Linked DNA regions of Homo sapiens: region 1 is linked to region 2. A link is a loop called in an ENCODE intact Hi-C map of the cell type or tissue named here. Cell type or tissue: Calu3. All regions are shown on one strand. Each heading gives the region's core, and the rest is flanking DNA. Links, peaks and the distances in the headings are about the cores only. Region 1 holds the start of LHFPL1 (LHFPL tetraspan subfamily member 1). Region 2 has its middle 27 kb from the start of AMOT.

Evidence for each region. A loop is a pair of places that touch in the nucleus more often than their neighbours do. Peaks named below come from ENCODE experiments on the same cell type or tissue, not always from the same donor. Only the 100,000 strongest peaks of a DNase experiment are listed, where the experiment ranks them.
Region 1: a loop joins it to region 2, with 5 times the contacts of the local background. A loop is called at or near these places in 1 of 110 quality-filtered maps.

The regions. Positions count from the first base shown.
Region 1 is chrX:112,673,672-112,689,903 of GRCh38, forward strand. LHFPL1 (LHFPL tetraspan subfamily member 1) reads right to left here and starts at 6,267. Exons shown (of 4, transcript NM_178175.4): 1 at 6,158-6,267. It also overlaps the pseudogene HMGB3P30. In Calu3, for the core only: no CTCF peak of the experiment used is centred there; a DNase peak (open chromatin) is centred at 6,480.
Region 2 is chrX:112,859,523-112,875,754 of GRCh38, forward strand. No RefSeq gene overlaps it. Among named protein-coding and RNA genes, the nearest start is that of AMOT, 27 kb to the left of the region's middle. In Calu3, for the core only: no CTCF peak of the experiment used is centred there; a DNase peak (open chromatin) is centred at 8,219.

The DNA of each region.
Region 1 (16,232 bases), core at 1,654-9,653, 190 kb before region 2:
TGAGCAAATTGGGCTTCAGAAAGACAAGCGACCTACCCAAGGGTACACAGTGATTCAACGGCAAAGCCATAATTTCTCACTTTTCTTTTACCTGAAGCCTTCCCCTACAGTATTACCCCAAAAGTATTACAATTAAAAGCCTCCATGATTTCCCATAGAGATTTTCAAAAAATATTGAAGACAGAAGGAAACCCAATTTCTCCAGACATAGTGCAAACACCATCAGGGCAAGTATATAATTTCTTTCAATCTCAGCACTTGTAGTCAAAACTAACTCCGAATGTCCCTCATGGACATCATCACCTGGAGATGAAAAGTCCCAGTATGAAGCAAAAAGAACAAATCTGGAAGCATCATACTACCTGATTTCAAACTATACTATAAGGCCATAGTCACCAAAACAGCGTGGCACTGGTATAAAAATAGGCGCATAGACCAATGGAACAGAATAGAGAACCCAGAAAAACCCAAATACAGCCAACTGATCTTCAACAAAGCAAACAAAAACATAAAGTGGGGAAAGGACATCCTTTTCAACAACTAGTGCTGGGATAATTGGCTAGCCACATGTAGGAGAATGAAACTGGATCCTTATCTCTCACCTTATACAAAAATCAACTGAGGATGGAATAAGGACTTAAACCCAAGACATGAAACCATAAAGATTCTAGAAGATAACATTGAAAAAACCCTTCTAGACATTGGCTTAGGCAAGGATTTCATGACCAAGAACCCAAAAGCAAATGCAATAAAAACAAAGATAAATAGCGGGGACCTAATTGAACTAAAGAGCTTTTGCACAGCAAAAGGAACAGTCAGCAGAGTAAGCAGACAACCCACAGAGAGAGAAAATCTTCACAATCTATACATCTGACAAAGTACTAATATCCAGAATCTACAACGAACTCAAACAAATCAGTAAGAAAAAAAAAATCCCATCAGAAAGTAGGCTAAAGACATGAATAGACAATTATTAAAAAAGATATACAAATGGCCAACAGATATATGAAAAAATGCTCAACATCACTAATGATCAGGGAAATGCAAATCAAAACCACAATGCAATGCCACCTTTCTCCTGCAAGAATGGCCATAATCAAAAAATCAAAAAACAGTAAATGTTGGCATGGATGCAGTGAACAGGGAACACTTCTACACTGGTGGTGGGAATGTACACTAGCACAGCCACTATAGAAAACAGTGTGGAGATTCCCTAAAGAACTAAAAGTAGAACTACCATTTGATCCAGCAATCCCACTACTGGGTATCTGCCTAGAGAAAAAGAAGTCATTATTGCAGCGACCTGGATGAGATTGGAGACTATTATTCTAAGTGATGTAACTCAGGAATGGAAAACTGAACATCATATTTCTCACGGATATGTGGGAGCTAAGCTATGAGGATGCAAAGGCATAAGAATGACACAATAGACTTTGGGGACTTTGGGGACTTGGGGGGAAGGCGAGGGATAAAAGATTACAAATACGGTGCAGTGTATACTACTCGGGTGATGGGTGCGCCAAAATCTCACAAATCACCACTAAAGAACTTACTCATGTAACCAAATATCACCTGTACCCCCAATAACTTATGGAAAAATAAAATTTTTTAAAAAGTCCCAATATAACAACCAGTAGGAGGGGCAGAGAACTTAAGGCAGAGGAACGGACTATCTCTGTGTAGTGCCGTGACTACAGTAGAAATGAGGGGAGGGGTTGTAATATATGGTTGTCCTCACCTGTGACAAATGAAGCTGTTAAATTAAACTACAATACTATCAACTACTGTCACCATGATTTCAGTTTAAAAGCGACGTTTTGAAGCCAAGACATAGGAAGACAAATTCTCAAAATTCAATTTAAATTAAATGTGTTTAGCTTTAGAAAAACTCATTGTCCTTCAGAATTTAGATGAAGTACTTTCAACTTTAGGAAAAACGCATAGTCCTTATTTCATTTATGACTAGGGTGACCAACTATGTCAGTTTTCCTGGGACTCAGGGGTTTCCTGGGATGTGGAATTTTTAGTGATAAAACCAGGAAAGTCCCAAAAAACCTTGGATGAAATGGTCACCCTATTTAGGACTAGAGATGTTGTGGGCTAGCACAATCCGTGGACAGCAGGTTAAGAATCACTGCCACAGATAATTCTCTAATATTCTCTTTTCAGGACTCAAACAATATAAAGTTAAAAGTGACTATGGAATTAAACATTGAAGATATGAAGCTTATACACTTTAAATGCAAACCTTTCTAAATCATCGACTTGACTTGAACGCAATCAAGAAAGAGATCTCAGAGATCCAATTACTTAATAGCTTCTGAACACAATATGAGTCTCAGCCCAACTTCCCTTGTGGCTGGATAGAGAGGCTGCAGGGCACATGGAGTCTGTTCACACACTGCTTTATGTTCACATGTGGTGGACAGTGAAGTGTATTCTAGAAAATGCTTTTAGTTATGCCACCTGCAATGGAGTAATCTCCTTCATGACAACCCTCCAAAGCAATCCAAGTTCATTCCCAGAAACCGGTTAAGTCGCTTTATATTTACATAACTAGAAATCACAAACAATGCTATATTTTATTCTATCTTAATTCCTGTTGTATACTTCATGTATGTAACAGCTTTGTTTCCCTGTCCTGGAATATCCAGCCAAACAGCCACACTGGATTTCAGGAACCAAGAACTCACCCTGATGCTCTTGTAGAGTGGTCAAGTTACCAGGCATTGATAGGATTGCAGTTGAACCTCTCTCTTTAGGTGTCACATTATCCCTCATTCCTCAGGTTTTTAAATCTGCTAGATGGGCCGCAAGCCTGTTTCCGAGATTGGTTGTATGAGATGCAGTGGATGTTGCCAGAAAGTTGTAATAAATAGGATAAAAATATGAGTTCTGTTCTGAATTTGCTATCCTTACTAAAGCCTAATGTTTGCTCATCTTTAGAGATAATGCTAGCCATTCTAGCACAGCCTCGTGGGTAGAAGTCACCTCAACCTATATGATGCAGGAAACCCACCTAAACCATACATGGCAAATGGTTATCTCCATTACTTTTAAAGAACTCTAGGAAAGGGAAATCTATAATATCTCTTAGTAGCTTAACAACTCTCACCGTCAATAAATAATTTGTTATATGCCTTTATAAACTTTTCTTGTTGCAACCTAAGGCCAGATCCTTTTGTTGGGTCCTCAGAGGTAATGGAGAACAGCTAGCCACCATCTTCCAAATGAGAGCCCTTCATCAACTCAGATTGCTAGCAGGAGACCTTTAGCCTTTTTCCCCATAATGAGCATTCTCCCTCTCCCTGTGGTGTCCAATTGCCAAGCCTTTAATCATTTGTTCTCACTTTTTTCACTTTCTTGTATACCTACTAATGTATGGGCACTTACAATGAAGTATCAATGAAAGTGAAACGTTGCTTTTATATTTCTCTTGGTGGAGAAAAACAAAGCTATTCCTTCCTGTATCACCTCCTCCCCAGTACCCACAGAAAAAGACACAAATCCTTTTGTTTCCACTTGAGCTTGTTGTGCAACTTCTGAGTTAAGGAAAGCACTGCCTTTCCCAGGGTAAGAGGGTACAGGCAAAACAGTAAGCAAATTAAAGACTAGAACATGAAGTGGTAAGAAAGGGAGTCAGTGACTTAACAGCTGCTGAGGGAAACATGCCTGCAAGACTGCTGGTTTAGGACTGGTCTGTGAAGAGCAGCTTTCTTGGCACTGGTGTTGGCAAAGGAACGTGAACAGGCCTTTCTCCTCACGCCCCCAGACAGTGTGCATTGTCTTCCTGCCAATCCTGTTACAAATACATCTTACTCAGAGTTGAGACTTCCCTAGGAAATGAATGAGATATGCAGGCATATGTTTCCAGTGGGTAAATAGAGTCCTGCTCCAGAGAAACGTGTTGGACCGATGTGACTCCTTATATCAAGTTGGGTATATAAGCAGCCTGACCATGCTAGATCTTTCTGTTTCAGACAAAGCTTCAAAAAAAAAAAAAAATACTGCTACTCCCCAAACATTTCTCTCCTCATGTTCTGCTACCTGTCTCCCTCAGGGGTTTCTTCTCCTCTGGCTATCTCCATTATGAGAAGTGCTCTGAGTTCTCCTGTGCCTGAAATCATCTCATGATGTACTCACTCATCTTGGTGACTCTAAGAAGATCTCTCTTTTGACTTGTGTCTTTTATTTCAAATTCCTCAGATTTCATGTTTGCTGAACTTCTTTCTGGGCCTTCTTCTTCCTTCCCTCCTTTTTTAGTTTGGGGTAGAAAGACCAGCAAAACTGTGTTGGGTGAGTTTATGTGTTTATTTGCATCTCTCCATCCAGAGGTGGGAATGCTCACAAGCAGGTAAGGCATTAAAAGGCAGGAAGCCAGAGACTAAGTGGAGAGAAAGGACTAACTGAGCAATTGATAACTTTGAAATGATCAACTCTAAATAAATATATTTGACCATGCAGAGACAAAGAGAGCTCATAAAAAGAACCTCCACATCAGGCCCTGGGCTATTTCCTTTCTCCAGAGTTTGAGACTGGAAAGGTAGGAACTGGAATAACCTCCCCAAATTTCATATGAGCTTCTCTCTCCTTCCCTCTCCCCAAGATGCTGCTCCTTGAGCTCCCCATCTATCCTATGATTTTAAAAGTGAGGTACCAATGAGAGATCTTCATCTCAGTTCTTATTCTGGCTAGACAGGTGCCATCATCTTCAGTGATAAGCTGGTTGGCTACGAGTTCTATCTCACACTCTCAGCTGGTTAGAAACTACCCCTATCAAGATCCCTGGCAAGACATTGTTAAGCCCTAAACCCCAGCCCTGTTATTGTTGCCCATTAGTCTCTCCACTCCATTGTATAAGCTGGGAATAAAATGTCACCACAGCTGACCACTTCTATTGAGTGAATCTGGCCCATATGGGAAGAAGATGGGCTGATTGCTTTTCCAATCACTTCAGAGAAGTTGAGAGGCAGCATGGTATATCAAGAATGTTTGTCTCAACAGAATCACTTTCAATGCTTGTTCAGAATCACTTTCAATGCTTGTTCAAAATGCAGACTATGTCACCCCCTCCTTGATTCACTGAATTCGAATTTATGGGAATTCATATTGTTAAAAATCCTCAATTTATTCTAATGGGAACTAATGATTGAGGAATACTGTTTTAGTGGAAAAGTCACAATTTTGGAATCAGATCAGAGACAGAGTCCTGAGGTCTGCCCCTTACAGGCTATATGCACATAAAAAGATCACTTAAAACCTCTGAGTTTTGGTTTCATTTATAAAATGGAAATGATTAAGCATAAAATTCAAGTGAAACATCTGCACTATACCTAACACCAGAGTAGGTATCAATTCTCTCCCTTTCTACCAGAAAAGACCCTATTCTCTCATAAGTAATGGAAAAGACTTGAAACCACCTAAGATTTAGAACATCTCTCCTTTCCCCTTTCTCTCCCCACAACCACTCCATGGGTGATTTTTCCTCACCCCTAGGCTTCATTCTATTTTCAGTTCCCCACCACAAAATGAAACCACTTGGCCAAGTGTTCTTTGCAAGAATGGATTTATAGTTTAAGTATTTCAGGTTCTTCTGGAAATTGTCATGCCTTGGCACATAGTAGGAACTCATAAATATTTACCAAATGGATGCATTCTTTTATTTCCAGCCTGAGAGGCCTCAATATTTGCATTTCAGTTTAACTTCATTACCCCATTTCCGTCGCATAACCCCTTAGATTTAGGCAAATCCAGGAGATCAACCTACCACATTAGCAAACCGGATCCATTTTTACTTGTATAGACAGGTCATAACAAAATCACTCTCTCCACTCCCAGAAACAGGCACTTCATCTCCTCAGGTTACCAACTCCCCTGGGGAAACCAACTAGCACTTAACCCTTAGGTCCTCAAATCTTGTCAATATGAAATAGGAATCCAGCCCTGATTCATCTTAGCCTCTGTGCAAACAACGGACTATGAAGAAATAAAAAAGCACCAGGCTGCCCTCGGGTAGAAAACGGCTTCTCTGAGCTTTGAGATGAAAGGACAGGAAACCTGAGAAAGGAAGGGGAGAAGGGGGGGCTGAGCAAGGGGAGAGCAAAGCAGTTTCTTATCCAGCTGTTTGAATTGCATTTGGCCCAAGTTGCATATTTACCTTCTGACCACGAAGGCTGACTGACTTGTTCCCTCTCTTCAGGCTCAGATCTCAGAAACAACTTCTCCTTACAGCTTGTTAGACAAGGATGGGAATACTAGCTGCCCTTTGCAGTGATGCCTGAAAACCTTGCTTTACCTTTGGGAGAAAGGGGCGGAGTCCAACCTAATGGGGATTAACTCCAAACACGCTGGAGGCTTCAAACCCAGCCTCAGACATACAGGCACTTGAAATAGAAAGTAGCTTAGTGGGCACAGAGTCCCCAAACCTCCAACCTCACAGCGGACAAAGCAGCTCTGTGTGTGTGTGTGTGTGTGTGCGCGCGCGCGCGCGCGCGCGCGTGTGTGTGTATGTGTGTCCGCGCGAGCGCGCGCGCATGCGCGCAGGCATGCCCGCGCTTGAACTGCGTTATCTTACTTCCTCACTTGCTGCCCAAAAGCCTGCTGAGGAACAGAGATTTTCTCTAATTTTCCTCCAATGCCCTAGATAATCTCTACCATGGTAGGTAGCAGACCCATGTGGCTAGAAGTGACTGAGAGAACACATGCCTAAATAGAATAAGACAGAACAACCTCTTCTCCCCAAACTGATTTCCATTGCCTGATGGGGAAGATGCTCCAGCAGAGCAATCTTTGGCTCCAAGATGTAATGAGCTTACATTTCAGAATTTGTGGAAATCATACATTGAAAGGAATAACTAATATATTTTTATAGTAATAATACAATCAAAAGTCAGTGTTTAATTTATCCCAGTGCACTAATAACTGCTACTCTGCTTGGGAAAAGAGCTGAGTGGTCTGGAGATGAATGGAGCTTTGCCTGATGTTCTACTCCAACCCGATGTCATATTTCCCACCTGTGAATGTCCCTGACACTTCATATTTGGGGAAACTTATTATCTTCTACCTAGTATCATTATTATTATTATTATTTTCGTACATGTCTCTTTTCCCCTCCTAGATGGCCTGTGAATGGGGAACTTTGCTGAACAAATCCAAATGATTTAGAAGGAAGAATGGTTACATTAACAGAGCACACTGGACTGATCCAAAGTATCCATGCTTCTCTGATGGCCCAGTTCCCTCACCAGAATGCTACAAAGGTGATTAGGCCTATTTTCTAGCATGTTGTGGCAATAATTCAAAATATGACCGTAAATTAACATATTAATTGTACCGTGATTATTTAATGAACTTACAAAGTTTCTCCTGCCTTCTGTGTATACCACCTGTGTCCTGCCTTTTATCAGTGATATGATCCTATATTCATGCATGTATTTGTCTATCTAGCAACTTTCCATCAGCAATTTTTACCGTTTTGTTCTACAACACAGTGATAAATCCATTCCCATCTGTAATCATGGCTTACTGAGGCCATCATGTTTCTGGGGGAAGCACAGATGACTCCTTAGGTGGAATGTTAGACTTTTGGCAGTGTAAGCCCCCCAACTAAGTTTTATAACCTCCCAGCTGTCATTCCCTTAAGAACCATTGCTTCAGACATAGGATTATGTAAAAAGAAATGTTAGGCCCTCCTTCATTAAATATAGGTTAATATTAACTGACACGTAGTAACTGTGTGAGATACGGCTGAAAATGTTGACATATAAAAAATAGATGATCCCCACTCTATGCACAGCAGTAAATATTGCCCTTTGCTTAGTGACTACACCTGTCATTTGGGGAACCTATCATTATTTGAAACTCTAAGAAGAATACCATTTTACTTTCCTCTTTTATCCTCTTTTCTCTATAGACACTTAAGTGTATAATAAATAATAATCTAATTTATTGGACAAAATTTTATTTCCTGTTCTTAACAGTTGAACGCTCTCTCAGAAAAAAATTGCTTGCATCTTGTGGCTCTTGATATGTTTTCAATTAAAAATGCTCTTCAGCCTTGCTTTCGTAAGATTATGTGGAAAGGCTTGAGAAAGGAACACTTCTTGTAATGTATTTAGGGGACAGGATGGTGCTAAAATGGGTATTGGAAAGGAAACTAGGGAATACCTAAATCCTGCCTTCAATCAGTCTGGAATAAGAGATTCTGCAAGGGTAAGATATGGGTAACAGGTGATTCTGATATATACCCCCATCCCCATCCTTCATTTGCCAAACACTGTTGTATACAATAGCATTTCCCAAATGAGATGAACACCCCCACAGCATTTTGCAGTCTAGACAAGGGGTCAGCAAGCCGGAGACTGTGCATGCCAAATCCAGTAGGCTGTCTGTTTTTGTAAAGTTTTATTGGCACACTCCCACTGTTTATTCACTTATGTATCATCTATGGCTGCTTTCATGCTACACTTGCAGAGTTGAGTAGTTGTGACAGAGATCTTATGGTCCACAAAGCCTAAAAATATTTACTAAGTGACTCTTTACGGAGAAAAGATGTTGACCCCTGGTTAAACACACATCAGTATATTATAGTAGAGACATTGTGTTGATTACGAGGAGAAAGAGGTTGGAAAGGAAGGGAAAATTGTGAAATAAAAATAAATGCTGCTTGCTGTCAGCTTTGTTAAGGTGCCAGTTAACCCACACTAGTTAAAATCTATTCCCTGTGAGTTAGCAACACACAGGAATTCAGCTAAGCCAAACATTTGGTAGTTTTATGAAAATATATTTTTCTGTTAATTATCCTTTGAACCTCTGTTGATGTTGTTTTCCAACATATTTTAAGTTATTTTTTCCTCTTTTGTCAGAGCGTCTTCTTCTCTTATTAGTATGTTCTGTTCTAGTCTTCCAAGACAGAAGCATTTATTTTGTAAAAAAAATCATTTCTAGAATCCCATTGCCCTTGAACTTCGGGAAATTTGTATATATGTGTTTGCAAATTTAAAACCATGTGAACTCCATGACCTGTCACCAATACAGATTGGATATGGAAGGTACTCCTTGCCTAAACTATAGTTTCAGTTATAGATTGAAAACCTAGAGATGAAACTTATATTTCTTTAGTATATAAAAATGAGAACCAATAACTCTTTTGTTGAGTTTCCTTTTTGACCTCGAAGGATGAACTGATAGTGTTAAGCAGTGATGTGGTGTGTTGGTAAACATTTAGTAACTGGCTTCAGGAGGTGGGAGGTGGAGGGCTGCAAAAGAGCCCTGATTTGTGGCATCTGCTGATTGCCATAGTATAAATACTCCCATCACAGCCAATTTCAAGCTACCAGCTTGACATCAGTAAAAGTAGAATTGGGAAGAGATACACACAATCGATTCTTAGAAGCTGCTACAAGCCAGCTTCAGCATACCACTGGAACTCGGATTCAAGAAGTTACTTCTATCTTGGTCTGTGTAGATTTATAAGCTACACACAATATTAACAAAAATGGGATTGCTGTTATAGTTGTTTCATATGTTACACATAGGCTTCTCTCCACTACACAATATGTTTCAAAATATATTTTAAAATGCATTTCAAAAATATTTTGCTGCACCAACTTTTAAGCTTTTGCAGTGCAATTTGTGTATTATTCAGAAGTAAACCAAAAATAAATTTGCTCATGGATCTTGCTGCCTGCTTTAACAGCTTTTGAGGGAGGATTTTTATTATATTTATAGTAGATGAAAATAAAACAGATTGCAAATCCTTTTTTTAACTAAAATCATGTACCAAATTTTGGGTCCAAATTGAATAGGGTAAGTTAAACTAAATTGCATTATATTCACACTACTATGAGTATCTTTCTGTAAGCATATTTATGTTTAAGTAAACTTTAAAAAAACAGATTTAGGAAGATAGAGAGTAGATTGATGATTACCAGAGGCCTCGGAAACCAGCGGGGAAGGAGGATGAGTACAGGTTGGCCAATGGGTATAAATATACAGTTAGAATAAGACCTAGTGTGTGATAGATCAGTATGGTGACTATAGTTAACATTAATCTATTGTACACTTCCAAATAGCTAGCAGAGAATAATTCAAATGTTCCTAAGATAAAGAAAAGAGAATTATTTAAGGCAATAGATGTTCCAATTACCCTGATTTAATCTTTACACATTATATGAATGTATCAAATTATCATTTGTGCTCTGAAAATATGTACATGTATTATGTACCAATACAAACAGATTTAGTGGCCAGGCGCGGTAGCTCATGCTTGTAATTCCAGCACTTGGGGAGGCCGAGGCAGGTGGATCACTTGAGGTCAGGAGTTTGAGACTAGTTTAGCCAACATGTTGAAACCCCATCTCTACTAAAAGTACAAAAATTGGCTGGGCATGCTGGTGGGCACCTGCAATCCCAGCTACTCGGGAGGCTGAGGAAGGAGAATCATTTGAACCTGGGAGGTGGAGGTTGCAGTGAGCCGAGATCACATCACTGCACTCCAGCCTGGGCGACAGAGTGAGATTCCATCTCAAAATAAATAATTAAATAAATGAAAACAGATTTAGTGAAAATTTCCATCAAGATGTTAATACAAAACTCTTTTTTTATTATTATACTTTAAGTTCTAGGGTACATGTGCACAATGTGCAGGTTTGTTACATATGTATACATGTGCCATGTTGGTGTGCTGCACCCATTAACTCTTCATTTACATTAGGTATATCTCCTAATGCTATCCCTCCTCCCTCCCCGTAGCCCACAAGAGACCCTGGTCTGTGATGTTCCCCACCCTGTGTCCAAGTGTTCTCATTGTTCAATTCCCACCTATGAGTGAGAACATGCGGTGTTTGGTTTTTTGTCCTTGCGATAGTTTGCTCAGAATCATGGTTTCCAGCTTCATCCATGTCCCTACAAAGGACATGAACTCATCATTTTTTATGGCTGCATAGTATTCCATGGTGTATATGTGCCACATTTTCTTAATCCAGTCTATCATTGTTAGACATTTGGGTTGGTTCCAAGTCTTTGCTATTGTGAATAGTGCTGCAATAAACATAACGTGTGCATGTGTCTTTATAGCAGCATGATTTATAATCCTTTGGGTATATGCCCAGTGATGGGATGGCTGGGTCAAATGGTATTTCTCGTTCTAGATCCTTGAGGAATCACCACACTGTCTTCCACAATGGTTGAACTAGTTTACAGTCCCACCAACAGTGTAAAAGTGTTCCTGTTTCTCCACATCCTCTCCAGCACCTGTTGTTTCCTGAGTTTTTAATGATCGCCATTCTAACTGGTGTGAGATGGTATCTCATTGTGGTTTTGATTTGCATTTCTCTGATGGCCAGTGATGATGAGCATTTTTTCATGCATCTGTTGGCTGCATAAATGTCTTCTTTTGAGAAGTGTCTGTTCATATCCTTTGCCCACTTTTTGATGGGGTTGCTTGATTTTGCTTGTAAATTTGTTTAAGTTCTTTGTAGCTTCTGATATTAGCCCTTTGTCAGATGGGTAAATTGCAAACATTTTCTCCCATTCTGTAGGTTGCCTGTTCACTCTGATGGTAGTTTCTTTTGCTGTACAGAAGCTCTTTAGTTTAATTAGATCCCATTTGTCAATTTTGGCTTTTGTTGCCATTGCTTTTGGTGTTTCAGTCATGAAGTCCTTGCCCATGCCTATGTCCTGAATGGTATTGCCTAGGTTTTCTTCCAGGGTTTTTATGGTTTTAGGTCTAACAAGTAAGTCTTTAATCCATCTTGAATTAATTTTTGTGTAAGATGTAAGGAAGGGATCCAGTTTCAGCTTTCTACATATGGCTAGCCAGTTTTCCCAGCACCATTTATTAAATAGGGAATCCTTTCCCCATTTCTTGTTTTTGTCAGGTTTGTCAAAGATCAGATGGTTGTAGATGTGTGGTATTATTTCTGGGGGCTCTATTCTGTTCCATTGGTCTATATCTCTGTTTTGGTAAAAGTTCCATGCTGTTTTGGTTACTGTAGCCTTGTAGTATAGTTTGAAGTCAGGTAGTGTGATGCTTCCAGCTTTGTTCTTTTGGCTTAGGATTGTCTTGGCAATGCAGGCTCTTTTTTGGTTCCATATGAACTTTAAAGTAGTTTTTTCCAATTCTGTGAGGAAAGTCATTGGTAGCTTGATGGGGATGGCATTGAATCTATAAATTACCTTGGGCAGTATGGCCATTTTCACATTGTTCATTCTTCCTATCCATGAGCATGGAATGTTCTTCCATTTGTTTGTGTCATCTTTTATTTCGTTGAGCAGTGGTTTGTAGTTCTCCTTGAAGAGGTCCTTCACATCCCTTGTAAGTTGGATTCCTAGGTATTGTATTCTGTTTGAAGCAATTGTGAATGGGAGTTCACTCATGATTTGGCTCTCTGTTTGTCTGTTATTGGTGTATAGGAATGCTTGTGATTTTTGTACATTGATTTTGTATCCTGAGACTTTGCTGAAGTTGCTTATCAGCTTAAGGAGACTTTGGGCTGAGACGATGGGGTTTTTTAAATATACAGTCATGTCATCTGCAAACAGGGACAATTTGACTTCCTGTTTTCCTAATTGGATACCCTTTATTTCTTTCTCCTGCCTGATTGCCCTAGCCAGAACTTTCAACACTATGCTGAATAGGAGTGGTGAGAGAGGGCACCCCTGTCTTGTGCCAGTTTTCAAAGGGAATGCTTCCAGTTTTTGCCCATTTAAATACAAAACTCAAAAAGTCCTATATACCAGAATTCTATATACCTTGGGCCCCTGTATTAAAAGTACCTCAATGCTGAACTAATTATGGGATTGGTTTGCTTAGGAACAGAAAGTCCACTCTCTCATGGTCCAGTTAATGAAGATTTGAGTAGAATTTTACTCTTCAGGCAGTGTCCTAAATGATGGTCCAGAGAGCTGAAAGAACAAATCCTCTCCCAACTTTCTCAACAGTATTTCCTCTGTCATTCTTCCTCATCCCACCTCTCTTACCACAAAGCCATCAGTGTCTTTCAAAGACTTTCTAACATAAACATCCCTCTCTTCTCAGTCAGCCAAATCATGTGGAAGAGTGGCCATTGGTGGCATGGCTGATTTTCCAGACCACCCTAATTCATTTCATGGAGAATTTTTTCTAAAACTCAGTTTTAGAAAATTCAGTGAAACAAGAGAAACAGCATTCCAGAACCAAGAAATTATTGTTCTTGCCTCTGTCTCCTAAAGCAAGTCATGGAGCTTTGTCAATTTTGGGACCTCACTCACAAAGACTTTGGTTTCTAGGCATCTCGTTGGTTATTACAGCATTACAATAGTTTCCTGGCTTTGCTGAATAGTATAGCCATCCAGGCTCCTCCAAAAAACCTGGGCAACCACACCACAGAAGGACATCAAAACAGCTAAAAGGATGAACATGTCTTCTGCCATTTCAGTGCTCGCTTAGAGGCTGAAGGAAAAGTGAAGGCTACAAGATAGCCTCCCCCATCCCCCAAAAAATGCTCAGGAAATGAGACACAGAGCTCAGAAAATACATAGCAACCTTTTCTACGGGGAAATCTGATAGGGCCAGTGGCTGGCCAGCGGAGGCAGTTCTACAAACTAGACTACTTGCCCACCAAATCCCATGAAGCAACAGCTGCAGGAAGCAAAGATGATACAATAAGAAAAGCCCTACTCTATAAACCTCAGCTTTGTTCTCTGGCTAAGTATTTGGGTGCTGGCTTACGACCACCCCAGAGCACATTTGGGCATTTGCCTAGTGACCTACAATATAAACCATGTTTTCTTGGCAGCAATGAGTAAAGCAATTGACAGCCAAACAACTTCGTTTCATCACTTCTTGGTATGTAATTCTGATCTCTGGGGAAATCATAGGCACATTGGTGGATTCTAACATGCCTTCTATTTAGAAGATCTGCCCAGGAGGCTGTCATTAAGAATATTTGCTGGGAATTACAGGCAAACATTGCCTAATCCTTGCAAGCAGGCCTTGCCTTTTAATGAGTAATGATTCCTAAAATTTGAATAGTAAAGTTGATCCTCACAATAAACTTATGAAATAAACATTACCCCCATTTTCAGAGCAGGAAACTGAAGCTTAGAAAAGTTAAATGACTTTTCCAAAGCCACAGAGCTCTTAGGTCTGTTGAGTAACAGATTCAGAAAAAAAAAAAAAAACCTGGAGAAAGAAGAAAGGCTGGATGAGGACAGAAGGCAGGGTCCAAAAGGGTGTAAGGGAAAGGGAGAAATATTTTATGAATCCTAAATTTCTGCTTTGAGAAAATCGGTGCATAGATATATCCTTCATGAAAATAAGAACACAGGCACACAGCAGTATCCCCACCTCTCCACACTCTTTCTCCCTGGTAGTGGACAGTGAGGATCAGTAAATTATTGAGATCAGCTTGGCTATTAGGTTCAAAGCATCTCTGTACATCCCAGTGGAGATGTACAATAAACATAGTTATATGGGTCTAGGGCTCAGGGGAAAGTTCCAGGCTGAAAGTTCATGTGTGGAAAATACAAGCCTAAGGGTAGATGATAGAACAAAGGTATTTGTCAAATACGAGGGCCAGGGACAGGAGCAACCCTGAGAAACACTCACACTTAAGGGATAGGTAAAGAAACAAGGACTTGTGAAGGAGACAAAGATTGGTCAGACCTCCTCCAACCACCCTGTTTCCCACATACCACAGCTTCTCAAGGACAAGAGGTGGCTCAGGAAGAAGTGGCTCAGGAAGGATGTGGGGACTGGGGGCAAAGTGGTTACACATCCTTCCAGCTTTAAGTGCTGTATCGACCAACTATTGTCCGGTGGTAACTAGGGATGAGCTGTGAGAAACCAATCTTACTCAGAAATGAAACAGTATTTCCAGCTTCCTTAATCATTCTTTTTCATTTTTAATGAGTTCTAAGGGGCGACTCAATGGCTGATACTTGCTGTGCTTGGCAAAGAGCCATCAACTCTGGTACCACCTGGTTTTCTTTCTTGAATTTAGACAAACTTTGAGGAAATACAGGGAGGCTGGAAGCAGGTCCAAGCACCTTGAATTTGGCCTTGAGTAGCTTCAAACCATGTGTCTCTTGTGTCTTTCTCCCTTTACTCTTGTGGGATACCACAAGCTAAATTATTGCTGTGAGAATTGCTCCACAAATCAAAGATTCTCTCTTTCACCTTGGGCCACCACTTTCACCCTTCTCAGGACTTAATTCTAGGGAAAAAAGTTTAAAAAATTTTAAAAATTATCATTATACTATGGGAACAAATCATTAAGTAGCAAAATAATTTTGAGGTAATTGTTATTAGTATTACTACTACTTGTGGGACCACTACATTCATTCTATAATAATTTGTTGACCACCTATTATGTGTCAGAGACTAGAAAGACAATGATAACAGGACAGACAAGATTCTTGCTCTCGCAGAGCTCACATATTAGTAGGAAAGACAGCCAATAAAACAAGTGAACATTAATGAAGTAGAGAGATAAGTTTTAAAACAAAAATAAAATTTGGTGATAGGATAGAGTGTTGGAGTGGGAATAAGGACAACTTTAGATTAGATGGGGTAGTTAGGACCCTCTGATAAGGTGGTATTTCACATGAGACCTAAAAAGTCAGAAGCCAGCCATACAAGGAAGAGAGGTAAGAAAATTCCAAGCAAAGGAAACAGCAAATAAGGAAACCTCAAGTTATACAAATGATCAACGCGTTTAAGGAACAAAAAGCAGGTTAAGGACAACTGTATATTTATATGCAAAAGAATAAAGTTGAACCTCTACCTCATCTCACACCATATACAGAAATTAATTTAAAATGTATCAAAGAATTCAATATAAGAGCTAAAATCATAAACCTCACAGCATACATAGGTATAAATCATTGTGACCTTGAATCAGGCAATGTGTTTTAGATATGACACCAAAAGCACAAGCAACAAAAGAAAAAAAGATAAATTGCACTTCAAAATTAAAAGCTTCTGTGTATCAAAGGACACTATCAAGAGAGTGAAAAGATAACCCACATGGGGGGGGGGAATGTTTTCAAATCATATATCTGATAAGGGCCTAGTATCTAGAATATATAAAGAACGTGAAGGCAACCTAATTTTAAGACACCCCAAAGACTGGAGTAGATATTTCTACAAAGAATATATGCAAAAGGTCAATAACTACATGAGAGGATGCTCAAAATTATTAGTCATTAGGATAATACAAATAGAAACACATGAGATGGACTAGGGAACA
Region 2 (16,232 bases), core at 3,845-11,844:
GGGATTCTCCTCTCTGTGTCTCTCTCTGTTTCTTCTCCTCTTCTTAAAAGGACATTAGTCATATTTGGATTAGGGCTTACCCCAGTGACCTCATCTTAACTTGATTACATCTGCAAAGACCCTATTTTCAAAATAGGTCATGTTCACAGGTACTGGGATTAGGATTTCAACACATCTTTTTAGTGACACAATTTAACCCACAGGGTCCAAATGAACCCAGGCTCCTAACAGCATTTTTTGGTTATTAAGTTTAGGGAACAATCTTTTTCCAGACCTAGCTTTGGGCTTGATCTCTATTATAGTCAAGCTCTCACTTTTTCTGTCTAACTTTCTTTGTACAATCTTTGTTTGAATGGTCATGTTTTCAATATCTTAATTTACTTGGACAAATGGCATACCCTCCCCATTGTTTAAGGTTTGTTTACTTTCTTTGTGCAAGTGTTCTTTGTTCAAATTCTTTCGGTGTAACTATGTTTATTTTCTCTAGTTTGCAAATATTGATGGTGGTGGAAAAGATGGCTCTTGAGGAAGCAAGAAGGACTGAGATGCTGATGAAGTGCAGGGAAAACGTTCCAGCCCTGTCCCTTGATTTGCTAGGCCTGGCTAGTTAGGTTGTGTTTCCTGAGATCAGCCATATCTCATCCCATATCAGGGCCTTGGGGTTGCCACCATCAGCCCTCCCTCCCTCTAGTTCAATACTTAGCTATGGGTCTATCTGAATCTGGTTCCTGATTGGTAAATTATAAAGTAGGATGAAAGTAGGGTTTCTCAACCCGGGATCCACAGACTAGCTGAAGTCTACCAAATTGTGAGTGAATATGTGTATTTGTATTAATTTACTGAGGCTGCTATAACAAATTAGCACAGAAATTTATTTTCTCACCGTTCTGGATACCAGAAGTCAGAAATCAAAGGGTCAGGAGGGTCAAGCTTCCTCCAGAGGCTCTAGGAGAGAGTCTGTTTTTTGCCTCTTCCAGCTTCTGGTAACTGCCAGAATGTCTTGACTTGTGGCTATATCACTCCAGTCTCTACCTCTATTTTCACATTGCTTCCTTCTCTTCTATCTTGCCTGTGTGTTTCTTAGAAGGACACTTGCCACCTGATTGAGGGCCCGACTGAATAATCCAAGATGATTGCCTCATCTCAAGATCCTTAATTTAATTACATCTGCAAAGTCTCTTTTTCTAAATAAGGTCACATTCACATGTTCTGGAGATTAGGATGTGAACATATCTTTCTGGGAACAACCATTCAAACCACTACCGTGTGTGTGTGTGTGTGTGTGTGTGTGTGTGTGTGTGTGTGTTTGCGGGGGGAGGGGGGGCACAGGCAGGGAAGTCTGTTTATAGATTTTTACCAGATTCTCTGGGGGCTGTGATAAAAATAAAAATTAAGAACCCATAATCGTTAAGCTCTTTTTAAGTCCAACATTCTATGACTTTGTAATTGGTGTGGTACATATGACTTGGTCTTAGTAAAATACCTTGCATGTAAGAGGTACTCAGTAAATTTGGGTAGGTTTGATTTGGCATTGGAATTATAATAATATTAATATGTAACATTATTGAGCACTTACCATGTGGTAAGCACTTTCCAAATGTCTTATGTGTGCTAATTTATTTGATCTTCACAACAACCCCATGAAGTAGCATTATCAGCCCCATTTTTTATGAAAAAGCTGAGGCACAGAGACATTAAGTAACTTGCTTAAGGTTACACAGATAATTGGTGGCAGGGGTAGGATTCTAATTCAGCCAGTCTGGCCTCAGAGTCTATGCCCTTAACTGCTATACTTTGTGAAAGTACTCAGTTTCAATTTTAAAATTTATGGAACATCCATTGTCATAAAAGACAAAGGACTGCTGTGGAAATGTTCCAGATAAAATGGGGCTAAAGAGACATGACAATTAAATGAAATACCTTATCCTAGCCTGAATCTCATATGGGAGGGGAGCAACATCCTATAGAGGGCATTATTGGGCCAATTGACAAAACTGGAAAAGAGTTAGTAGACTAGATAAAATATTGGACTGATGTTGATATTGCTGAAATTATTAACCGCACTGTGGTATGTAAGACAATATGCTCATAGCTAGGAAATATACATCAAAGCAGTTAGAGGCAACAGGCCGTGATGTATGCGATTTACTCCCAAATGATTTGGAAATTTAGATAGACAGATAAAAATGATAAAGCAAATGGGGTAAAATGTTTATAATAGGGTTATTATCATGGGTAAAGTATAGGTGAGTATTCTTTGTGCCGTTTTATTCTTGTAATTTTTCTAAGTTTGAAATTATTTCCAAACAAGACGCTCATTTTTAAAAATGTATGGATCTTTCTTGGGGAGCTGGATGGCTCCCTTTTGTTAAAATATTTACATTTGATGCTAAATGTGCAAATAACATATTTTAGCCTTCTTTTTTTTTTTTTTTTTGAAACAGAGTCTCACTCTGTCACCCAGGCTGGAGTGCAGTGACGTGATCTTGACTCAGTGCAACCTCTGCCTCCAGGGACCAAGGGATTCTCTTGCCTCAGCCTCCCAAGTAGCTAGGATTACAGGCACCCGCCACCATGCCCAGCTAATTTTTTTTTTTTTTAGTAGAGATGGCGTTTCACCATGTTGGCCAGGCTGGTTTTGAACTTCTGACCTCAAGTGATCCGCCCGCCTTGGCCTCCCAAGGTCCTGGGATTACAGGCGTAAGCCACTGTGCCCAGCCTGATTATTTTAACCTTCTTATTCAAATCTGCTAATGTTTACTGAGTACCTACTATGTGCTAGGGACAGTCACATATAATGTATTATTTAATAATCTCCCAAATACTATGCTATTTATTACCCATCCCATTTTTCTGATGAAGAAACTGAGTTTCAGAGAGGCTTGGTGACTTGCTTAAAGTCACAGGACTATTTAGTGACAGAGCTGGGATTTGAACCCAGCTCCTCTGACTCCAGGCCTCCTGCTTTTTACGTGACCCATAGCTACCTCCAGTTACAAATAGCCCATTTAAACATTTCTGAACATAAAAATCTTTATTGTTAGCCTAACTTTCTGACCCAGTGGTCTGAAGGTCAGTGGGAGGGTTTTCTCTCTTTTCTTGGCTCCACTAGTGATGATAGTCTCGGGCCGTGAGGAGCCGAAAAGGGAGGATCAGACTAAAAGAATAATGTTTCTATCTTTGATAAATGGAATTGGCATTCCCACGTGAACAGGAAATGTTGACTTGTTAATATCCTCCTTTGGGTTTATTACATGCAGTCTATTTACATCCTTTGAATATACTCAGTCAGGAGGTATTCAAGACAAGCAGCCCCATCTCAGAGAGATATCCTCTTTTCTGTTCGTCTGTCTACTGACAAAAAGTAGAGAATATTGGCCCACCGTGGTGGCTGACGCCTGTAATCCCAGCACTTTGGGAGGCTGAGGCAGGCGGATCACGAGGTCATGAGATCGAGACCATCCTGGCGAGCACTGTGAAACCCTGTCTCTACTAAAAATACAAAAAAATTAGCCGGGCATGGTGGCGGGCGCCTGTAGTCCCAGCTACTCGGGAGGCTGAGGCAGGAGAATGGCATGAATCTGGGGGTGCAGACAGAGCCTGCAGTGAGTCAAGATCGCGCCACTGCACTGCAGCCTAGGCGACAGAGCGAGACTGTGTCTCAAAAAAAAAAAAAAGTCGAGAATATTAAGCATACTGCCTAATTTTATTATATTACAACATGGCACAAACATTTAAGATTAGTTACATGTGGATTGAAATATTCTTTATGATTGGATGGACATAAACCATTGTATATATTTATTGAATGTCTATAATTTTCATAGCGCTGCAGCACTGTACAGTAGGTACAGTAGGGGTCATATGGTAGATATAGACTATGTCCTCAAAACCATACAAACTAGTTTGAAAATGAGACATAAGAGCAGAAAATATTACTGCAAGGTGATAGTTAGGAAAGGACTATATAGGCAAAAAGTGCTTCAGTGTCCAGAGGGGAGATAATCATTGTGGTCTAGATTCCTCAGGGACTGCTTTTTTTGTTTGTTAGTTTGTTTGTTTGTTTTTGTTTTGAGACGGAGTCTTCCTCTGTCGTCCAGGCTGGAGTGCAGTGGCGCGATCTCAGCTCACGGCAACCTCCACCTCCCGGGTTCAAGCAATTCTCCTGCCTCAGCCTCCTGAGTAGCTGGGATTACAGGCGTGTGCCACAATGCCCGGCTAATTTTTTTTGTATTTTTAGTAGAGACGGGGTTTCAACATATTGGCCAGGCTGGTCTTGAACTCCTGACCTTGTGATCCGCCCGCCTCGGACTCCCAAAGTGGGGAACGCTTTTTTTTTTTTTTAAATAAACTGGACCTTAAAGGGCAAATAAGATTTGGATAAGCAGAGGAAAGGCATTCCAGTGGATGGTCATTGAGGTGGGAAGGCATAGGTTTCATGAGCTAGTATTGAATCAGAATGTAAAGAGCCTTGAAATTGGTCAATGGGGGGTTATTAAAGGTTTCTGAACCAGTAAGTTGCGTAATGAAGCAGTGTTTGTAAATGTCCTGGCAACAGTGAGTAGAGAGGAATAATCATGGGTTCTCAAACCTGACTGCACATTAAAATCAACTGGGGAGATTTACAAAATATTGATGTCTGGCTCCTAACCTCAGAGATTCTGACTTAATAGTATGGGATATAGCCTTGGCCTTAAGATTTTAAGAAGATCCCCAGATATTCCTAATATTCAGCAAAGTTTGAGAACCACTGCAATCGAGAAAAGAGAGATACTGGCATGGAAACTAGCCAAAAGGCTGTAATAACACAGGGATAGTAAGAACATGAGTCCTGGGACTGCTGAGGTGGGGGACAAGGGGAATAGAGAGGAAGATTTGGATACAGGTGACATTTCAAAGGAAGAACATACTAAGCTTCAGGTTAGACTGAACACAAAATGAGAGGAAAGATTTAAATATGCTAGCAAGATTTCTGAGCTCAATGTCTTGTTCATGGGAAGCACCCAGTTAATATTTGCTGAAATAAACTGAACTTAATATGATAATATGGAGACTCATGCTCCATTAGTAGAAATCTGAATGTCAGGGGAGAAAAACCAGTTTGGATGTTGGAGGGGGATTTTATTCCTAGGCCAAGTATGAGATGACAGAAAATTATGCAAGTCATAGGGCAGTTTTGCGAGGTAGTACTGGAATTCTAAGACAAAATCAGGGCTGGAGATTGCCACTTACAAACCATCTTCATAGTTGATGGTTGAAATCCTGAGAGTGGATGATCTCATCTAGGGAAAGGAATACAGTAAGAAAAGAAGAAGATTGATGATAAAACATTAGGGAAGGCAGAGTCATGTTTTTGTTGTTGTTGTCTTTTTAATCAGTGAGAAGGTCCTGTGCATGTTAGTAAGCAAAGAGAGAGTCAAAACATCCAACAGGAGCAGGAAGAGAAGAGTTACCCAGCACTGCACAGTTATCCTGAGAAATAGAGGACAATGCCCCTCTCTTCAGGTAGGTTATGATCCAGCTGTGTAGACAAGCCATGGTACTAGCTATATTAGTCAGTAGAGTTGTCCATGCTGAATGTGACAATACGTGTTATAAATGTTCATAGGAAAGTCAGGAAGGTTGAACTTGGAGAATGGCTAGGTGTACATCATGTTTTGGGATTGGAGAGAAAGATGCTTTCATGAATTCAGAGGTAGAGAGAAGCAGAGTTTGAGAGGACAAGTGTCATCTGTTTTAAAAAGCAGGCCCCAAGGCCCATGTTTTCTTTGTTACCTTCCCTGAACACTTCAGGCCATTTCCCACTCCTGCTCTCACCAGGACCCAAACTTAATATATCGTTTTCTTTTAATCCAGCCGTGCCCTGAGTCACCAGACAGACAGAGCAATTCTCTTAATTTGCCATAGCCTAAGATTTCCCTGGGGGAACATGTAAGAAAATATTGCTGCTGTTTGAGTAGTTCATTCCTTGGAATGTGTGTGAATCGGTTGGTTAAAATAAGAAAAAAACTAGGTGAGTTTAGTCCATCTCAGAAAGATCTAAAAGTCTTTCCTCAGGGTTCATTCAAGTATTTAGTGAATGAATGTGTTTACCATGTTCAGTACTGTGTACCCAGACAAGATGTGGGACAATGGCCCAGACAATCGCTCGATATCACAGTATTACCATGGGGCAGGCCTCACTGTGCCTCTCAGAATAATCTCAAGTTGCCAACCTACTGTGCAGCATAACCTGAGACACTCCACAGGTTACTAAATCAGCTCATTATTTGTTTAGTGCCCTGCCATTTGTTTGACATTATGTAGACACAAGGCTCTATTGAATAAGGAGAGTGTATTAGCTGATAGGTCATAACTGGGACCTTGGAATTACAATCCAAACAACCTGTCACACATTTCAGTCACACGTAGCAGCAATATAATTCTGTTGCTTTGGAAAAAGTTAAAAGCTAGTTTTACAATAAGAAGACAAGCTCTTGAAAACAGGGAGGGGTGGGGTTGGGTGTGATTGACAGACTGTCATTAGTATTTGACAGATATCTATGATTGTTTTTTGTAACAGGAAAATTGGTGATTCTTAAAAGCAGTTTTAGATTCTTCTATTTTTTTTTTTAAAGAAAGCCTCTTTCTTCAACTTTTCTGTGTAGTGTCAGTAAATGAACTGTTTCCTCTCAAATCATGCATATTGCCTTGCAGCCTTCAACTGCATAGTAATATATCACAAACATTTGGATGTGGGAAGGGGAATGGCCAGAAATAACCATATAGGTCATATGGGTTTCAGATGCATCTGTTTACATACAGAGGGTTCCTACAGAAGACTGTTTCATTTCAGGGAATATTTTACCCTGATGACAAACTGTAAGTTAGTGAGTCATTTTCATGGCCTGACATTTTGCTGTTAAAGTGCTTGAGAGAGGGTGTATCGCTTTTACAGGCTGCTTGTGTCCTAAAGCAAGTTGCAGGCATCATGTATGACACAACACAGGCTGTATTGGATGCTGGACCTTTATGAGACTGGGTTTAAAATGGGAACTTGCATTTTAAAACTTTATTTAAATTACCTTGTTATAGAGTTTAAGACTAGTTGTAATAATGGGTAATTTGAGAACCACAGAATAGGATTGGTATAAATTAGTCATAATGCCTACAGTGTTACAGCTAAATATTGCCGTGATCACTTTTCCGCTAATTAAAACTCTTCATTTTCATAAATCTCTGGATTCCTATTGACACACTTATTGTATTTTCAAAAAGAATTCAGGAAGTCCTCATGTCGAGTTCCAAAAGTTTGTTTTTTTTTGAACTCAGAAACAAATTTCCTATATAAACAATGTTATAAATTATGGTGATATTCCCAAACCAGTCCACCTAAGGCTACTTAACCTATAATGTGCTTGAAGTAAAGCTTTAAGTACATCATATATAATAACATTTCTATGAAAAACAGTTCTGCAATGAGGACACATGGACATAGGGAGGGGAACATCACACCACAGGGCCTGTGAGGGTGGGGTGGGGGTCTAGGGGAGGGAGAGCATTAGGACAAATACCTAATGCGTACGGGGCTTAAAACCTAGATGATGGGTTGACAGGTGCAGCAAACCACCGTGGCACATGTATACCTATGTAACAAACCTGCACATTCTGCACATGTAACCAGAAAAAGTAAAATAAAAAAAAAAAAGAAAAGAAAAACAGTTCTGATCCAACATAGGAAGACCAGAATAAATTCCCCTTTCCTGGGGTGGCTCCCCTCCAGCACTGTTCCCTACCCTTACTCAATCCTTTATCAGGCAGGCAGTGTGAAAGAGAACAAACCCTGACTCCAAGATAGTGGTGATCTCTTCAGGAACAGGAAAAGAGAAGGAAGGCAGACACTTTTAGGCATTTGAGGCTGCTCCCACCCTTTTTCTTTTCTATCACCAGGTATTGGTCTGCCTGCTACCCTGAGAACACACAGTTTCTTTAAGGATTTTTGTGGGTTTTTATTGATAGTAGTAGTGAAAATAGGGATAAAAATTCTCAGATCTGTGCTTCCACTTCTATACATTCATTTACTTACTCAACAACCATGTATTAATCAATTCCTATGTAGCAGGCACCATGCTTTAAACCCTGGGGATATAAACATGAATGAGCCCTTGAGGTCCTCTCAGTCTACTGAGGGATGCAGACATAAACAAACCATTGCAATACCGCATGCTACCTGCAGTGATAGAGTGCTCTACCAGGTAGAGCGGTGATACAAAAGAGGCAGTGTTCTGCTTGGTCAAAGAAAGCTCCACAGAGCAGACACTAAGCCTAGTCTTGAAAGATGAGGTGTTCAGCAGGCATACAAAGGATTCTGAGAAGTCATTTTAGGCAGAGACAAGAAGTCATGAAATACCACATTTTGAAAAGAGCAATGTGGTGTGGCTTGATCAGAGGTACAAAATGGGGCAGTGTTAAGAGATGGAGCTAGGTAGGGGCTTTAGTTAAAGAGCCTTGCATGTCAGGCTGAAAACTTGGCATTTTATCCTATAGTGATTAATGGGGAGTACTGTGGTCAGATTTACCACTGCAGTGGCAATATGGAAAATAGGTTAAGTGGGGGACAAAGGGTAAGCAGACTTTTAAGCAGGACAAGAGGAAGGGAGAGACATGTTTTCATTTATTTATTTTAATTTTAATTTTTAAAATTGCTAATTGGGGTAAAATACATATAATGCAAAATTCACCATCTCAACCATTTTTAAATGTATAGCTTAGAGGTGTTAAGTACATTCACATTTTTGTGCAACTGATCTCCAGAACTCTTTTCGTCTTGCAAGCCTAGATAGAAGTCTATACCCATTAAACACTAACTCAATGCTTCCTCCTCCCCATGTCCCCTGGTAACCACCATTGTATGTTCTGCCTCTGTGAATGCTCCAGGTATGTCACATAAGTGGAATCACACAGTGCTTTTTTTCTTTGTGATTGGCTTATTTAGTTATTATAATTTTTAAAATGAGGGTAATTTAAGTTTGCGGCTTTAAAAATTCCAAATAACACCAAAGTGTATAAAATGAAAAGAAAAAGTCTGGGATGGATGTCGGCTTTGCTAAAGAAATCTTTGACATCTATTTAGAAACTAACATTTACTGAGTATATGCCAAATGACAGTGCGTTGAGTGTTTTACATGTGTAATTTACCTCTTAAAACATAGGCCATGTCATTTACTCATCATACTTTATCACTTAATCATCGACAGTCCCCAAGGAGAGGAATCTGACAAGAATTAAGCAAGAGGTCAGGGTTAATGCCATAAAGACTGGAATGGAGAAAAGAGTTTCTGTGCCAGTGAGAGAACAGGAGTGTGCTCTGGAAACAGGAAGCCCAGCCTCTATCAGTGAACTCAGCACAGCAAGGCCTGGGGAGGGTGTGTAACCTATCCTCTAAACTGTATTTCATGGAAACATACTGGTTTTCTGTAGTATGTTAGCACATAGTCATCAAAAACAAGCAAGCAAAAAAATTCCTGGTCAAATGGATTTGAAAACAGTTCATAGTAGATGCTTCTCCTAAAGATTTATAGCACATAAGCTTGTTAAAATCTCTGAGAATTTAATAAGTAATAAACCTGTTGAACACTTATTATTTATTTATTTATTTTTATTTTTGAGATGGGCCCTTGCTTTGTTGCCCAGGCTGGAGTGCAGTGGCACAATATTGGCTCACTGCAGCCTTGACCTCCTGGGCTCAAGCTATCGCCCACTTCAGCCTCTTTAGTAGTTGAGACTATAGGCATGCATCACCATGCCCAGCTAAGTCTCATATTTTTTTGCAGAAATGGGGTCTCACTATATTGCCTAAGCTGGTCTTGACAATAGACCTGGGTTCAAGCAATCCTCCTGCCTTGGCCTCCCAAAGGGTAGGGATTACAGGCATGAGCCACCGCACCTGGCCCTATTGAACATTTAAACCACTATTTCCCAGATATTTTGACCACCATATATATTTTCTTTTCTCCCTAGCAATATCTATCTATCTATCTATCTATCTATCTATCTATCTATCTATCTATCTATCAATGTGTGGTGGGACTCTAGTGTTCTATAAAACACAGAAGCACAGTGTGTAGGTAGCGTCTTGGCTTGGTTATAGCAACCACATGCCACGGGCCTCCCATGCAATGTTGGTAACATCCCATGAAACCTAGAAAGACTAGGTATTACATGGTATATTTTTGGTGCTTAGAGTATGGTATGGTATTTTGGAGTTGACATCTGAATTCCTTACAAGGTAAGAAACCTGACATTAGAAGGTTAAATTGACATTTCTGGAGTTCTTTATAGAATTGATGCTCCCACTAGATCTGTCCAGAATGTGATGTTCTATTCACTCAAGCAATAACATTGGAGTACATCCCATTATTGCTAAAGTAGACTGATAACCACACACTCTTCTAGTACATAATGAAATACAACTTTCATGAATTTCTGAAAGACTTCAAGGCTGTTATGGATAGTACAGTGTCTGAACTGGTGCACATTGTATTCAGTCTGGAAGGTAGTTTTCTTCTAATCTTCCTTTCATGTTTATATCAATTTGAATGTCTTTCAGAGACCTAGGTGAGAGGAAATGTAGTCTAAGAAGTCATGGATAAGAAATATCAGTTATCTATCCTGGAGAGTGATGACATTAAAGTCTCAATAATACTTATGAAACTGCAGTGGGAAGTAGGAAGTGGTAGACAGTTGTACCTAGTCTTTCTAGGTTTCATAGGATGTTACCAGCATTTCATGGGAGCCCTGTGGCGTAATGGTAAGAACACAAGCTTTGGAGTCAGATAGACCTAGGCTAAATTCCAACTCTGCAAATAAAAATTTATGTTATCTTAGCAAATTATTTAAAATATTGTAACAATATTGATCTAAATAGGATTATTGTCACATAATGTATCTAAAATACCTGGCATGATGCCATGCACACAATAATAATAATGAGAGAACCATTGGCTCTCATTATTATGAGAACATTTAATATGTGCTGATTGTGTGGCCGGATGCTGTGGCTCACGCCGGTAATCCCAGCACTTTGGGAGGCTGAGGTGGGCAGATCACAAGGTCAGGAGATCGAGACCACCCTGGCTAACACAGTGAAACCCCGTCTCTACTAAAAATACAAAAAATTAGCCAGGCGTGGTGGTGGGCACCTGTAGTCCCAGCTACTTGGGAGGCTGAGGCAGGAGAATGGCATGAACCCGGGAGGTGGAGCTTGCAGTGAGCCGAGATCAGGCCATTGCACTCCAGCCTGGGCAACAGAGCGAGACTCCATCTCAAAAAAAAAAAAAATGTGCTGATTGTGTTAAGCACTTAATATCTATTATATAATTTAATATATCCAAAACTATTTTGAACATGGGCCTTCATAATTCTGGATTTGATCATGGATATGGATGACTCATGACTTTGGGGCTATGATGCCATCCATTACGTTGAAACTAGATTCTCTTAAAAATAGGTTGCACAAATATGCATCCTTAGGTAAATGTTCTGCTTTCTATCTAAATTCAGCTCTTGGATCTAGAAAGTCTCTCTTTGACATCTTACTGATTACAAACTTATCTTCGTACATCAGTCCCAGATTTTTGAGCAATGACTCAATTTCTATACCTGCTATAGCAAAATATGCAGGTAGCCTTACTACCCTCACTGGATGTCTCTTACACTGACCACATTACATATCTATCAAGAATACTTCACTCTACACCAAATGTGGTTTTCATCTTTGTATCTTCCAATTCCAACTGTTTCCAATGCTGTTTTCATCATAGATGACCACCTGACAAATATTCTAACAGCAGAAATATCCTTCAGCAAGCAATACCTTAGAATAAGCTTAGTTCCAATCCATGACAAACCCCCAGAGGACATCTCAGTAGAGGTCTGGACCTGTCTGCTCAAAAACCTTTGATTACAAGCGCTTGGATGCTGTAGTGGATATACCTGGTTTTTCTGTCCAGCACCCTTACCTCATTTGGTGGAACTGCTCCTTGTGCTGTACAATCATGTGATTTTGTTGAGGCAGCTGCTAATCATAGTGCTCTATCTCATTGGTCACAGGGCTTGGGTGCTGACCCAAGCCCATTCAAACATAAAACTCCATTTCTGTAACTACACTAATTACTCTGGGTTGAGTATGTGACCAAGCTTAGCCCATCAGATTCCTTCCTTGAAATTTTCAATTTTGATCTAGAGAAAATTGGCCTTACTTTTGAGGTCATAAATCTAGAATAAGAAAGGGAGCCACAAACAGGCATCATTCCTGCCATATGGAAAAATCTATCTTAGGAGAAGAGAATGGGGCCAACAAATAAAGGAAAGCAAAAGATGGACAGAAATATTCTTGATGGTATCATTTCAGCATCTGGCTCAAATATGCCATATCTACCTTAGACTTCCCAGTTAGATAACCCAATCATTTTGGTTTTTTTCCCAAGTGACTTTAATTTGGGTTGCTGTCATTTGAAAATGTACTTTCCTATAATGGCCATGTTCAAACTGGTCGTCTGGCTCCCTCCGTATCCCAGATATAGTCTGTGCTCCAGCAACCCCTCCTCCTTTTGTGTAAACAGGGCAACACTTCATACCTGGCTCTCTGTGGCCCACCACTGAGCACCAATCTAGCAGTATTATACTCCAACTAGTAATGGAGCAGATGTTTTGGACGTAGCCATCCAGTGAAGGAATTGGTCTTCAACATCAGTAGAAGCAGATAGGATTTACAATGAAACAATGGGGTATCCTAATAGGGGACACATTACAACAACGAGGAAATAGAGAGGTGGACAATGCTCAGAAAGTGGGAGTAATAAATTAAATTGGCGAGAAATGTGTTTTTCAGTTTTTTTTTTTTTTTTCAGTTTTTTGGGGCTGCCTCTAGTTATTCTTGTTATCTCTAGTTAACTATTTACCTATTTACCACTACTAATATCTAGTTACTCTCAGTTATTTAAATAAGAAATAGGATGTTATAATTGATTGGAATGTGTGTTTCTGATCTTCTAAGCTTCAGTTATTCTTGTTGTCTATAATATTTAGCTATTAGTTTGCTTGTTACTAGTTAACTAATCGTGTCATTTCTCTGTTTTTTGTTTTCTATACTTCTCGCTCGCTCTTCTAATAAGAAATGAAAAGTTAGATTTAAGAGGAATACTTTTTAGCTTCTTGGTTTACTCTAGTTATCTCTAATTCATTATTTATCTAATCAACGTTAGTTACATCTAGTTATCCCTAGTTATTCAAGCAAGAGATGAGAAATTAGAGTTGAGATGAAAATATCATCGTGAGTTTCTTGGCTTATTCCAGTTATTCTAATTATCTAGTTAGCTAGTTACTAGTTAAGATGATCCTCTATTTTTTCTAGTTTTCTGTAGTTGTCACTATGATTTTAACATGAAATAAGTTAGATTCGAGAGGATTTTGGTTTTGTTTGTTTTTTGCATCTTGGCTTCTTCTAGTTATCTTTAGTTACCTTTAGTTAACAAGTTAGTTACTACCAGTTACATCTAGTTATCAATAGTTGTCCACCAAGATTCTTTTCTTTTCTTAGGAACAGAGCTGAAATATCTTTCCCAGTCTCCCTTTGTCTAAATGGGGCACTGTGACTGGTTCTCCCCTATAGAATGTGAACAGAAGTGATGTGTCTCTTCTGGGTTGAAGCAGGTAGGAGTGGATATGTTTTCTTTACACTCTCTCTTTCCTCTTCACAATGAACTTGGAGACCATGCATTGAAGATGGTAGCATTATAAGACTGAAGGAGTCTCAGTCTTTAAATGACTAGCTGGATTAGATGCTCCTCTGCTCCTACTGACCACATTGGGCTTTGACTCAAATGAGCAAAAAAATCTTTACTGACTTACGCCACTGAAATTTTGAGATTTGTTGTAGCATTTAGCCTATCCTGACAAAAACACTCTATCTGTCATAGTACTTATCATCCTCTCTTGTATTTTATATGTTTTTGTACTTTGTCTCCTCCATTAGATTGGGACTTCCTTGGGGGACAGGACCAGTATATCTTTAGTCATTGTACCCCTAGTTGTTAGCTCAGTGTTCAGTATACAGTAATTACAATAATAAATCTTATTGAATTAATACTATAAATGGATACAAGTGCACTGACAGGATCCCCCTTACTGTCTCATCAATAAGGACCACTCTTTTATTTAAGATGTCTGAATTCTTTTTCTTTTTTTTTTTTTTTTTTTTTTGAGACGGAGTCTTGCTCTGTCGCCCAGGCTGGAGTCCAGTGGTGCGATCTCGGCTCACTGCAAGCTCCACCTCCCGGGTTCATGCCATTCTCCTGCCTCGGCCTCCCAAGTAGCTGGGACTACGGGCGCCCACCACCATGCCCGGCTAATTTTTTTTTTTGTATTTTTAGTAGAGACGGGGTTTCACCGTGTTAGCCAGGATGGTCTCGATCTCCTGACCTCGTGATCTGCCTTCCTCAGCCTCCCAAAGTGCTGGGATTATAGGCATGAGCCACCGCGCCCGGCCAAGATGCCCTAATTCTTTACTAAGGTGATTCACTCATTCCCTCTCCCTTAAGTTTTGATTGTAGGTAGAGAGAAGAACTCCATAATGATTTTGAAAAAAGTGATAAGGTTCAAAGATCAACTAGTTGCCCACACACAATAGATTAGGACCATTAGTCTACCAGGTTGAGCCACATTTTAAGTTGCTTATAAGCAGCTAACAGAATTTTTCTAAAAAGCTGAATTTCTCTTATGGGGTCCATAGATGTCAGTATAACATAGAACAAATATATTAAAAATGGTTGCATGGGATATCAAGTATGCATAGCAAGGATATTTTGAAATTCATATACATGTGGTCTATGAAATGGCGGTTTGATTAGTCATTCAGGATTAAAATCCATCCAAACAAACACAATTAGCCAAACTAGTATTTGTCAATACACAGCCCAAAGGAAATCTGTTTTTTTCAAGAGAGTTTTTCACTTTAACAGCTTGAGCAATCATATATAAATGAGCCCAGTGTTTTTAAAATGAGTGTTTATCATCCTTAAGCAAATTTAACTAAAATCTCATTGGTCTCTAGCACATGTTTTGAAATGTGACAGGCACTTTCTGAGCTGGTAGAAAGAAGAAACTTGCAGTGTTGGGTGGAAGCATTTTTTTGTCAAGTCTTAGGAAAGGTCACTGAAGAAATCTCTGAGAAACTTCTAGAACATTTTTAGGCTATTTCACTTCCTGAATGGGTTCGTCCAGTTCAAAAGGAAACTGAATTTAAAAGAAAAACCTGGGGGCTATCTCAGGGTCTACTTGATGCTAAGTAACCATTTTGTTTTTGTTTTCATTTTTCAACTATCCTTGTGGCTTTGTTTGATGCAATTTGAGTATGTGCAGTATTACACAGTGCTACAAGGCACTGATCAACTCTGCTATAATTTAATGTACTGGTTTTACTACTCTACACATACTCCTATAAACATCTTCTAAGGAAAGTGCAGAGTGACAGGCAGCACACAAGACATTGCTACTAAAAGACAATGAGATAAGGTTGCAATTTTCCAAATGAAAGTTTTTAGTCATAATTGCATATGTGGCACACTTCTTAACCCGCTTATATAGACTATATTCCAAATTACCTCTTAGAGTTAAAAAGGGACAATTAGGTCCATATTCATACGCTAATAAGCATTGCATTATTTAAATCTGCTTTTCTTTTTAAACTATGAAAATGAGAATTGAGCAGTGGCAGTGGAAACATATAAAGTGGTAATTACCATCTTCAAAGTGCAGCTTTTTCACATAAACACATTTCACCTAGCAGGTTTAGTAGCTATTTTTCAACAATAAAATTTGGTGAGTAAACCTTATTTTTCCCTATAGAAGTAGCCTTTAAAACACAGCATATCAAATTACCTTAAAAATATCTCCAAGGAAAGCAAAGTTTTGCTATAAATGCTGCAAAACTCCCACTTTTTTATGTTTGAAAGACTGCCTTCATGGAATATGATATAACTTCCATTTCATTTTTTTTTCCTTTAAAAAAATTAGTAGGAAGGGGATTAGGAAGTATCCCGGTGTTCTCGCTAATTGGTATTTGTTGCTACACTCCAGAGACATTGGGGAACATGACCATTTTAGATCTTGAAAATTAATCCTAATAGATATCAGAATATCTCAGCTTTGAGACGTGTCTCTCACAGTCTGGGAGACACATCAACAACAGGTTA